2 separate regions of the Mus musculus genome follow, and region 2 is linked to region 1. The links are chromatin loops, found by intact Hi-C in ENCODE. Cell type or tissue: left cerebral cortex. All regions are shown on one strand. Each heading gives the region's core, and the rest is flanking DNA. Links, peaks and the distances in the headings are about the cores only.

Region 1 (5,374 bases), core at 77-5,076:
TAGGCCACATTAAGGACTTCTGGGTCTACAAGGGGCAAAGGTTAAATTGTATCCCTGCTTTTTTAAGAGGGGAAAAAACCCCCAAAAACCAAAAAAAAAAAAAAAAAAAAAAAAAAAGTTTCAAGGGACACTGTGACTTCAATTTGATACCAGCCAGGTATTTCTTTGGTCTAACTGAAAAACACAAATTACACACATCCCCACACTTTCAAAATATGCCAAAGAATCGTTTATTAACACAGGACTTACAGATCGCAGGAGAGAGTACAGAAGAGCTAGAAAGGAAGCATCAGAGTAAGCATGCAGCCAGTGTTTGCAGAAGAGGAGGATAAAGCAAGTTCCCAACGACACATTCACACACAAGTGTCTCTACTGAAAAGACATCAGAAAAGCAGCCCAAAATAATAAGGCGCTGATTAAAATACAAAGATTTTCCATGTCAAAAAGAGCTACTTCACAGGCAAGTAGCCCCAGAGGGCTTGCTGGCTCTGAGAAAGTCACAGATCAGAGCAAGCTCTTGCTGCCAGACAAAGGAGCTTAAAGACCAAACACCAAGATGCTGCTGTGCCAGAGAGAGTAAATTTAGGGGGGTGGGAAAGCAGCCTCTTTGAAATGATAAGCAGCAAGGACTCAAAGGGTTAAATGTAATGATATGCAGAGAGAAACCAGGCAATGTTATTAGTATATCTATCTACCTTCATACAAAGAATTAACAGCACGGGTCAGAGAAGTATCCCCTTCAGAGTTAAGTTAGGGTTTCCAGGCAGGATTACGGTCCAGGGACAGTAACCATCCAAGTTTTTCTTTTCTTTTTTCCCCATCAGCCCGCTTATTTCTCCAGGATGTCTCAGACTAAGAGAGCAACAGATTCCACGGTGAGCGAAAGGGTAAAATAGAGTCACAGCGCGCTGAGGCAATGCCTGCGCTCACCTCTCCAGTATTTTACTCAGGCAGCAATCTGCAGTCTTGCTCAGCAACACATTAGCGTGACAGTCGGCATCAACCCATCTTAACAACCGCTCTGAAGGAAAGGATACTGCTCCTCCCCCAAGGGAGGTTTACAGAACAACAGAAGGGAACAATCTGCATTTAAGGTCTCCTCCCTTTGAACAGAGCTGTCTCCAACATGACAGGTTCCATTCTGGGAATGTTCCAAACATACAGAGAGAACACGAGCGAGTGAGCGAGTGAGCGAGCACAGATTATTTAACAGGTCCATTGGAATGAACTCAGTCAAAAGCCAACCTCCCCTTCCCAAAGAAAAGGTGGGAAAAAGACATCCCAGACCTGGATTAACTCATTTCACAAAGATGTGGTTTGGCACTGTGAAAGAATATAGATTCATTTTCAGAAAAATAGCCTCTAATTAATAACTTCAGAGTCCAAAAGGCTAGTATACATGTTGTGAAATTGTTTTTAAATAAAAATCAAATGTCGTTTAAAAAACAATGCCCCTTTGCAACCAAGTGTTGTGGCTCACGCAGCTCATATTAAAAATAACAAAGCATCCTATCAAACAAACAACACTGAAGGGGAAAATATAAAAAATGAAAAGAAAAAAAAAAAGGAGAAAGTACTAGTGATGGGCATCAGGAGCTGAGCCAGCCTGCTGCATCAGGCAAGCCCTCAGCCGGCAGCAGGCAGGACGGGGATCATCGCTAACTGCGTCCCATTCAAACCCAGCATAAGAAACTGCCAACATTTCAGTAACAAAGGGCGCCATTGCCAGTTTGAAATCTGCGGACTCCACAGCACTTCACAATGTCTGCTGAGTCTGTAAACGTACAATGTCTTACCTGTCCCTCTCAGGTAGAGAAACGAACCCTGCATGTGCACACTACATTTTCTAGAATAATACAGTAATACCGAGATAGTTCTCATTATTAAAGGCCACAAAGTAGGTTTATCTTTCTATATACATATCAAAAAAACAAAACAAAACAAAACAAAACAAAATAAAAACTAGGACACTTGGGAATCTAGTTCTTGTGACACAAAGTTAGACCCGAGAATAAACTGCTACATGTAAAGCCACACAGGGTTTAAAGAGGGCTCTCTAGAAAGAGGTTCTCACACATCAGAAGTTAGTAGCTACCCTAGCCTATCATCTACAGGGTTATTACAACTTAATACTGGCAGTAACACTGCAAAACTGTAACACTGAAAACAGGTCTGCTCCCCGCCAGGCCCTGACCCACAGAGCATCCCTAAGTGACCTCTTCACTCTTCTCAGGGGAGCTGGCAAGCTGAACTACAAGTGTGGGGAGTTCGTTCACTCTCTTGGCCTAGTCAGAGTCGGTTTCTGTAAACCAAACAAACACTGTCTTAGCAACCCTAATATACCAAAGAGGAGACAAAAGAGGAGGGCAGGCACTGCTAGTCCCTCTCACAGGCATGAAGAAACACTGTACACACTGCCAAATTCTTTATAAAACTTCTGGCTGTGTGGGGTTCACTGAGCAGTGGGTTCGTATGGGCCTCTGACACCAAGTGAGTATTGGCGTCAAAATAAAAATATCTTGGCTATCCAATCTAAGCTTCAGAGCTGTCAGAGTACCCATAGGTTAAGGTTTCAGTAACACCATGTTTAACACTGCTTCAAGCAGATGACTGCAGGTTAGCTCTTCTTAGAGATCTGAGGAGGTAACAGGCCAGAGCCTTGGTCTGTCAGTCAGACAATACCCAGAGTCCTCTCTGATATCTACATGACCATCACCAGAGCAATCTCACCAATTCCTCACCTGCGGCAGGAGGATGCTGGCCACTAACTGTTGGTAAATCCAAAGAGCTATCAGACATGACATGCTTAAGATCTCCTCCCACATCAGCCAATTTCATGTCAAATTGAACAGAAAGTGCATCTTCAGAGTCCTCCTTGCCAACACTGCTGCCACCGATGGAGGGGAGGTCTAAAGACTTCACCGAGGAGGAGTCTTCTTTGGCATGTCTGAAAGCCACGGCTTTCTCTCCCAGGGATTTGTCTGAGCTCGTGGATGAGAATTTACTGGAGTGGAAGTCGGCAAAGTCATCTTCACTCTTGGTGGAGGAAGTGTTCTCTTTGAACTCCTCCATGGCCAGCCCAGCGCCCTCTAGGGACAGCTGTTTGAAGACATCATACTTGGTTGCCGCAGCAGGTGGGTGCTGTGCCCCTTCCACAGTGCTGCTGGACAAGGGGCTGGGACTCACTTCCTCCCTGAGGGCTTCATACTTGTCACTTGCTTTTGGCTCAGATGAAATGGAGCTGTTACCGAAAGCCATAAAATCTGCAAAGTCGTCCTGCTCCCCAGCAGATGCAGGGTTTGAATACTCCCCAAAGAGGTTGAACTCTCCAAAATCATCTGCCAAACTAGAAGTTTTAGTGGATGCCAGTGCTGCTGACGCTGCTGCAGAGCCCGCTGGCTGAGGTCGAGTGGAAACGGACTTTGCTGTGCTAAATGTAGCTGAAAAGGGCACCTGTTTCTCGCCACTGCAATCCACTGAGGAGAACATATCTAGATCTTCTAAGTTCAGAGGGGTTTTCACCTGTGTCTGTGTCTGCTGTGCAGCTCCTGAGGCAAAAGCTGATGGGAAAGTGTCTTTTGTGGGTGGCTCTAGGGGTGACACACTATCGGCGGTCTTGAAGTCAGTGAAGCCATCATCGGTTCCTGTGGATCTGAACTCGGCAAAGCTCTCTCCTGAAAAAAAGAAGTGCAGTTCAGTAAGGATGCAGAGCAGAAGACCATGTGGCACACGATGCATTAAACCAAGGTAAAACCCTGTACACCCATCCTTGGCTCAATGGTAACCACAGTCCACAGCCTTGTGTCTCCATTAAAGCCAGTGATAAGGAAACAGGCAAGCACGGCTCAAGACTCTCTCCTCCTCTGGCCAGAACTGAACCAGAAGCTGGAGGATTCTGAGAGGCACACTGAGAGCTGCCCACTAAACATGAAGCATTATAATGTTTTAAACAAGTTCAAAGGTATCAGTGAAGGACTCAGAGAATCCTGCATCTGGTATTCAGAGTGTACAACTCTGAACTACTAAGCACTTTAGAAAGATTTAGAAGCTGGGCGTTGAGTCACACACCTTCCCAGGACTTGGGAAGCTCAGGTAGAGGGATCACAAGTTGAGGCTAACTTGGGCTACATGACTAGATCAGCTCTCCAACATACCAACCAACTAATCAGCCAACCAATGAACTAACCATCATCAACAATAAATAAACAACCTCATTACTAGATGCTAACAGTGTAGCTCAGTGCCCACTGGCAAACTCATGCATGACACACACTGACACCCATGCACACACACAGGAACACAAAATATTAGAAAGGATACAATGTAGTCTTGCTCAAGTACACTGACATTAATCGGATGTTCTTTTTGTAAAAATCTTTGAGAAAATAACTACTTATCTGCAAAGCAAGTTAAGTGCTCATGTGGAGGTCAGAGGACAGCTGTGTGTGTAGACTCTCTCTCTCTTCTCCTTTGTTTTAAATCTGAGATCTGAACTCAGGCCATCAGGTTCTGCAACATTTTTATCCTGTAGGCCATTTTTTTTCCAGCCCCTGAGAACTTAGTCTTTAAACTTTGGAACCATGATTCTTAATAAGATTTCTACTCTTCACTCATGTCTAATCTTAGCACTTACAATTATAATGTCAGGATGTAGATAACCTCAGTTTTCTTACAATGTTTGAAGGCCTACAATGAAACCACTAGGATAAGCCATTTAATGAAAGCCAGCGATATACCAACTGTGAGTATTGCTATACCAACCAACATCATTTAATATCTATTAACATGATTGCCAATTCTGGAGATTAAGAAATAAAAGCCTAAATTTCTCTGCTACTTTACCTCCACTCTTTTTTTGTTTTCTTTTAGGTTTTGAGACAGGGTTTCTCTGTGTAGCCCTGGCTGTCCTGGAACTCACTTTGTAGACCAGGCTGGCCTTGAACTCAGAATCAGAGATCCAGATGCCTTTGCCTCCCAAGTGCTGGGATTAAAGGTGTGCACCAGCATTGCATGGCTTCCGCGCCCCCACCCCCTCAAATGGACAGTCTACTTTTGTAGTTCTGATTGGCTTAGAATTCACCAGACAGACCAGGCTGGCCTTGAATGTATAACCTCCCACCTCTAACTCCTGAGTGCTGGGATCATAGGCACACACTCTCATCAATGTTTTAAAAAACTGTTTTTCCTAAATGATCAAACATAGATGCATAATGAACCATAAAGTGTACTTAAAAGCCAAACCTTAAAACCAGTTTCTAAAACTGCCACCAAGGAAGAGATGGGCTTTCAACCTATCGGGCCTCATGCATGAGCTACACTTTAATTTACCAAAGAGAAAAAGCACTGGAAACAATGTAATTTTGCTTTTTAATCT
Region 2 (5,374 bases), core at 96-5,095, 56 kb before region 1:
TCCAGGCCAACCTGGTCTACATAGTGAGACCTTGCCTCAACAAACAAGCAAAAAAGAGTGGCTTTGCCTTCCCCCTTGGGTCCGCACCTGGGGCTGTCTCGCCCGGGGGAGGAGGAGGGGGTGGCTGAGAGGCGGTGATTAGTCACTGGCTGCGGCGCTCACACCTTTTATTCTGTCTCTTCCCGCAGTTGCCTCTCTGCATTTGGACAGATTCTTCGAACGCCAGCTCAGAAGCTGGGCCGGAGGACAACGCGGCTTCAAGGAGCAGGGGTCTGCGAGTAAGTCCAGGTGAGTAGGAACCGGGGCCAGGAGGACCTGCCCGCGCCGCAGCGCGCACGCGCGGCGCCCGGAACCCACGCTCGTCCCCGCTGCGGGCCCGCGCTCGGAAGAGGGCGGCAGCGCGCAGGGAGCGGGAGGCGCGCGAGGCCGGCGGGCAGAAGCCGCGAGCCTCGCAGCAGCACGGACCCGAGAGCCGCCGCTGCCGCCACCGGCACACTCGGTACGGGGTGCGGGGGAGAGCCAGAGGGGCCCGGGCGCATGCGACCCTCGGCTCTGCAAACTTTGTGCGGGTGCTCGGCGACCTCGGGGCGCGGGGCGGGAGAGGCTGGGATCCCCGAACCCAAGCCGGCAGGCGTCAGCATGCACCCCGCGACCGGCCCCGCCACCCCCTGGAAACACTTGGCTTTCTGCTATGCCAAGAACTCAACTTGAGCGTCTCTCCTCGGTGTTAGATTGGTGTGCACCATGCTCACATCTGACTCTTATTTCTCCTAAGTATCCTTGCTCTGGAGCGAAGTTGAATTGTACTGGGCTTGGGGTAGGGAAGGGAGCCGAGTGGTGTAGCCGCCTTAGGATTGTATAACTACCTTCTATTGAAGTGGATGTTGCCAGTGGCATCGGCTAATGTTATGGTAACTGGGCATCTTAGAGGCAAGAGAAGGCGGGGTGTTTTACCAGTAGTCTCCCGGTCTAATAATACTAAAAACAATACCTCATACTTTCCACTCAGGAGAGCCCCACGGCATTTGGTTTACGTTCTCTGGGTAGTTTTCAGTGAAGTTTCTAAGAGGTAGGTGGAGAGCTGTGCTTTCCCGATTTGTAGATGTAAAAAACGGAGGCAAGGATTCGGATTCTTAACTGACTTTAATGAAATGTGGACCAAGAGTTTTAACGCAGTTTCCTGCAGTTCTTGCTCCAAAAAGTACCAACTTTGAAGTTTAATGGGATACCAGAACATCCTCCCTGAGGACAATGAAAGGTCAGAGAGGCCAAGGGACAGTGGTCTGCAGCCGCAGGCCTCAGCTACAAAGCCGGGTCCCTCCAACAAGATGCAACTCTTTGGGTGTTGTATGTATTCTTTGCAAAGTTGTGTTTAGGGCTGCAATTTGCTGTTGTCTTTTGTGGACTCATAAAGGGCATTTAGTCTCGGTTTCCTTGAGAAACAGAGGAGTGAGGCACCCCCAGAGTGAGGCACCACTTCTTCCTTGCTGGAGACACCTTAAGAATTCCCATGAGGTCAGACGAGGGCCGAGAGTTCCCGGGAGGAGGGAGGAAGGAGCCCTGCACAGGCGGCTTGACACATGGGCCCCACTCCTGCCTCCAGCTCTGACTCACCTACTGACGCTTGGGGGAGGAGAATAGCTGCTTGGTATTTTTGGCTTTCCCCCATAAAACGGGAGACAGTTGGCTTCATTCGAGTCTTCTCAGCATCCTTTTCGAGAGCGCCGCGCCGCTGAGCTTAGTCCTCCTCTCGGAAGGAAACCTTTGATACTGGCTGACTGCAGGTATGCATTCTGTGAGATCCCTTAATAGAGCTGCACACAGATTTACTGCTGGAGCTTCTAAATCGGGGAAATCCTTCAAGACTTTGGGATTGAAATTAGGGTTAAGAGAAATCTTTGAATTAGATGTATACCTTTGCATGAGGAATTTCTTTTCCTTTTTTTAACAAGATGGATTAAAAATATTTTCCCAGCATCACAAAAAAAGGCTTGGCTCATTCCATCTGAAAAATTAGGACTTTATAGATCAGGTCATTGTCTTCCTTTAATCTTCAAAAGAATGGCTGTCTGTGTGTCTTTCTGTTGGCTTGTATCTTGTAGACTCTTCCCAGCGTTTTAATAAGATGTGTATTTGCATAAGTGACTTGCTAACAAAATCATTTTAGAGTGGATCCGGTTTATAGCAATTTGGTTTCTGTCTAGAACAGGTAGCATGCTTTTTAGGTAAAATCATGTTAACTCTGCCAGCACCTTACTATCTCTCTGAGCAACAGGCAGAAGGATCTCACAAACAACTTGAAAGGAGCTGGGTCGTTGTGATGCTTGGTTTTACTCCCAGGTGCAGAATGGAAACTTCCCTATTAATACACAAACACGACAGGCACGCACGACCAACAGCAGCGGATTGTCTTTGCACAGAGAAGACACAAGAGGGAGTGGAAGGCAGAAGAGTTGCTAAAGCAACCGATGGCCTGGGTATAAACTTACAGGGCTCGCATTTAAGGTGGTAGCTTCATTATTTATGATCGCTTCCCTGGGGTGACACAACAGAAAGGAAAGCGTTAATGGAGGAGGGTGCCGCAGCTCAGCTGGAGTCAATGGCAGGAAAAGGGTTCATCTGACAAGTTCATGTCAGCAGGGCATGACTTTGCATAGCAAACATTTACTAAGGAGTTTTGCTGTTCTAAAGGCACCGGGCTGGGTGCTGAGGTAAGAAAGCAAATGAGGGTCACGACCTTAGACACGACCTTAGACACGACCTTAGACACCTAGTAATAGTGAGAGGAGTGCTCTTTTCCTGGGATCGGAGCCTGTTTTTTGGTACTCGATGAAGGAATAAACTGAATGGGTAACTTGATCAGTTACTTTAGAGAAAGATGTAAGGGTAACCACAGCCAAGAAGCAGACTCCTACTGCATTTTCCCCTCCCCCCTAACCCCCCACTACTTTTTCAGGACAGCTGATTACTGTACTGACTATAATGGAAATAATCTCCTTTGCCTATGGTTTTTACCTCTAAGCATAAACCTAAACAGCACAGCTGTTCATGCCCCTTTCACCTTTATGCAACATTTTTTTTAGGTCTTGTTTGTTTGCGATGGGGTCTCTAGTGTATCCCTAGCTGTCCTGAAACTTGCTCTGTAGACCAGGATGACCTCAAACTCACTGAGATCTGCCTGCCTCTGCCTCCCAGCTGCTGGGATTATAGGCATTTGCTACAACACCAGGCTTAGGTTTTTCTTTTCACTTGCAATAACTATATATATAGATATATATAGATATATGTGTGTGTTATGTGTAATATATATTTTATATATATATATAGTGAACATATAGATAATTGTGTAAATTAATGCACTGTAGTGTTTGAATTTTTAATTCATATTTTTTATGTGTGTGGAGTTTTCAGCTGCAGGTTTGTCTGTGTACTATATTTGTGCTTGGTGCCCAGAGGGGCCAGAAGAAGGTGTCAGTCTTCTTAGGGAAGTCTAGAGTTAAAGATAGTTTAAGCTGCCATGTGGAGGCTGGGAATTGAACCTAGCTAGGTCCTCTGAAATAGCAGCCAGTGTTCTTAACCACTGAGCCATCTCTCCAGCCCCTGCACTATGATTTTTTTTTTTTTTTAAAGATTTATTTATTGATTATATGCAAGTACACTGTAGCTGTCCTCAGACACTCCAGAAGAGGGAGTCAGATCTTGTTACGGATGGTTGTGAGCCACCATGTGGTTGCTGGGATTTGAACTCCTGACCTTCGGAAGAGCAGTCGGGTGCTCTTACCCACTGAGCCATCTCACCAGCCCAGCACTATGATTTTTGAAGATTCGTCTGTATGTTGTCTGAGACTGTAGTTGGTTCATTTTGGGGTAAACATTACCTGTCAATGTCATATGTTGGTGAACATTTTGAGTTGTTTGTAGCCTTGGGCAATTATGAATAGTCCTGGGTTAGGAGTGATGCTCTTTTTCAAAAGAGAGTGTCTCAATTTACATTCCTGCAGTGGTGTCCACTTTGAAGTCTTAGGTCACTAAGTGTGTTTGCTGTTTAACCACAGCAGGCTTGGATAGTTAAGTGGCTACGTGTCATGGGGCTGGGGGTTAGTTTGGTTCCTGTTGTATAATGCACCAGCATGTCTGTGAGTGGTTGTTCTATCTGCATGTATGTTTGTACACTACATGCCTGCAAAGGGCAGAAGGCATTGGATCCCCTCTGGAACAGAAGTTACAGACAGTTGTAAGCCACCAGGTGGCTGCTGGGAATTGAACCAGGGTCCTCTAATAGAGCAGCTAGTGTTCTTAACTACTGACCCATCTCTCCAGCCCCCTCTAATGTGTTTCTCTTTACTCCCGCTAAGTTTTGTGATTCTCAGGTGGGTCTCATACCTTTAATCCCAACAATTGGGAGGCAGAGGCCAACTTGGTCTATAGAATTGTTCCAGGACAGCCAGAAAATACACAGTTTCTGTCCCGAAGAAACCAAAACAGGCCAGGCTGTGGTGGCTGGTGCATGCCTTTGATCTCACCCTGGAGGCAGAGGCAGGCAGATCTGAGTTTGAGACCAGACTGGTGTACAGAGCAAGGTCCAGGGCAGCAAGAGGGCTATGCAACCTGTCTTGACAAAACAAAACAAGACAAAAAGTTCTATGGTTTGGGTTGACATAAACCAGAAACAGTTTTCCCACTGTACTTAGTTGAAAACTACTCAACAGACTCTTTATTGATATGATTTGACAGTTTATAGTTACAGAAAATTTACCTATGCAAAATGAGGTTCTAAAAATAGAAGTCTTTAAAGGCCTTGAGTGACTCCTAATCTGGTGAATGCTTGCTTTGTGCCCAGCCCTGAAGGTTGAACTCAAATATGTGAGGCGGGTGTGAACTCACACCCAGCCTTGGTAAAGAACTCTAAGGACAAGGAAGGACGGACACACTTGTGTGTGCAAGTTCCTAAGAGGCACATAACACAGCTGTACAACAGCACCTGTGCTACAGGAATAGATGACATAGAGATGTCAACGGAAGCCTTCCTCTCACTCTTCATGAAAATAAAAGGAGTGGCAATTTAGAGGCTATCCCATACACTCATTCCCAGCACACTCTTTGTTAGGCTTTTGTATTTGGGTTTGCTGGCTGGGTTTAAAGTTAGGGATGTGTGTGGGGGGGGGGGGTGAGGAAGGAGAGAGATGAAGTCATCGAGAGACATTGACTAAATTCCACCCTGTTACATATTCTCTCTGTCCAGAGAGCATAGGTTCTGAGGCCTCCCAGGAGACCCTTCCTCACAGCCAGAGGGTGATGAAAGAGTAAGTTCAGAGCCGTGGGAGCCATGGGTCCTTTCTATTCCTTCTGGAAGGCAGCTTAGAAAATGCTATAG

The links. Peaks named below come from ENCODE experiments on the same cell type or tissue, not always from the same donor. Only the 100,000 strongest peaks of a DNase experiment are listed, where the experiment ranks them.
Region 2: it touches region 1 in a loop (2.5-fold over the local background); 1 of 42 quality-filtered maps calls a loop at or near these places.

Annotation. Positions count from the first base shown.
Region 1 is chr11:84,006,918-84,012,291 of GRCm38, reverse strand. Synrg (synergin, gamma) reads right to left here. Exons shown (of 20, transcript NM_194341.2): 13 at 2,742-3,674. Among named protein-coding and RNA genes, the nearest start is that of Synrg, 45 kb to the right of the region's middle. In left cerebral cortex, for the core only: a CTCF peak has its summit at 3,098; a DNase peak (open chromatin) is centred at 1,042.
Region 2 is chr11:84,063,395-84,068,768 of GRCm38, reverse strand. It overlaps Dusp14 (dual specificity phosphatase 14), which reads left to right and starts at 412. Exons shown (of 3, transcript NM_019819.3): 1 at 412-499. In left cerebral cortex, for the core only: a CTCF peak has its summit at 2,423; DNase peaks (open chromatin) are centred at 201, 818, 1,644 and 2,410; H3K4me3 peaks cover 4,341 bases; H3K27ac peaks cover 2,601 bases.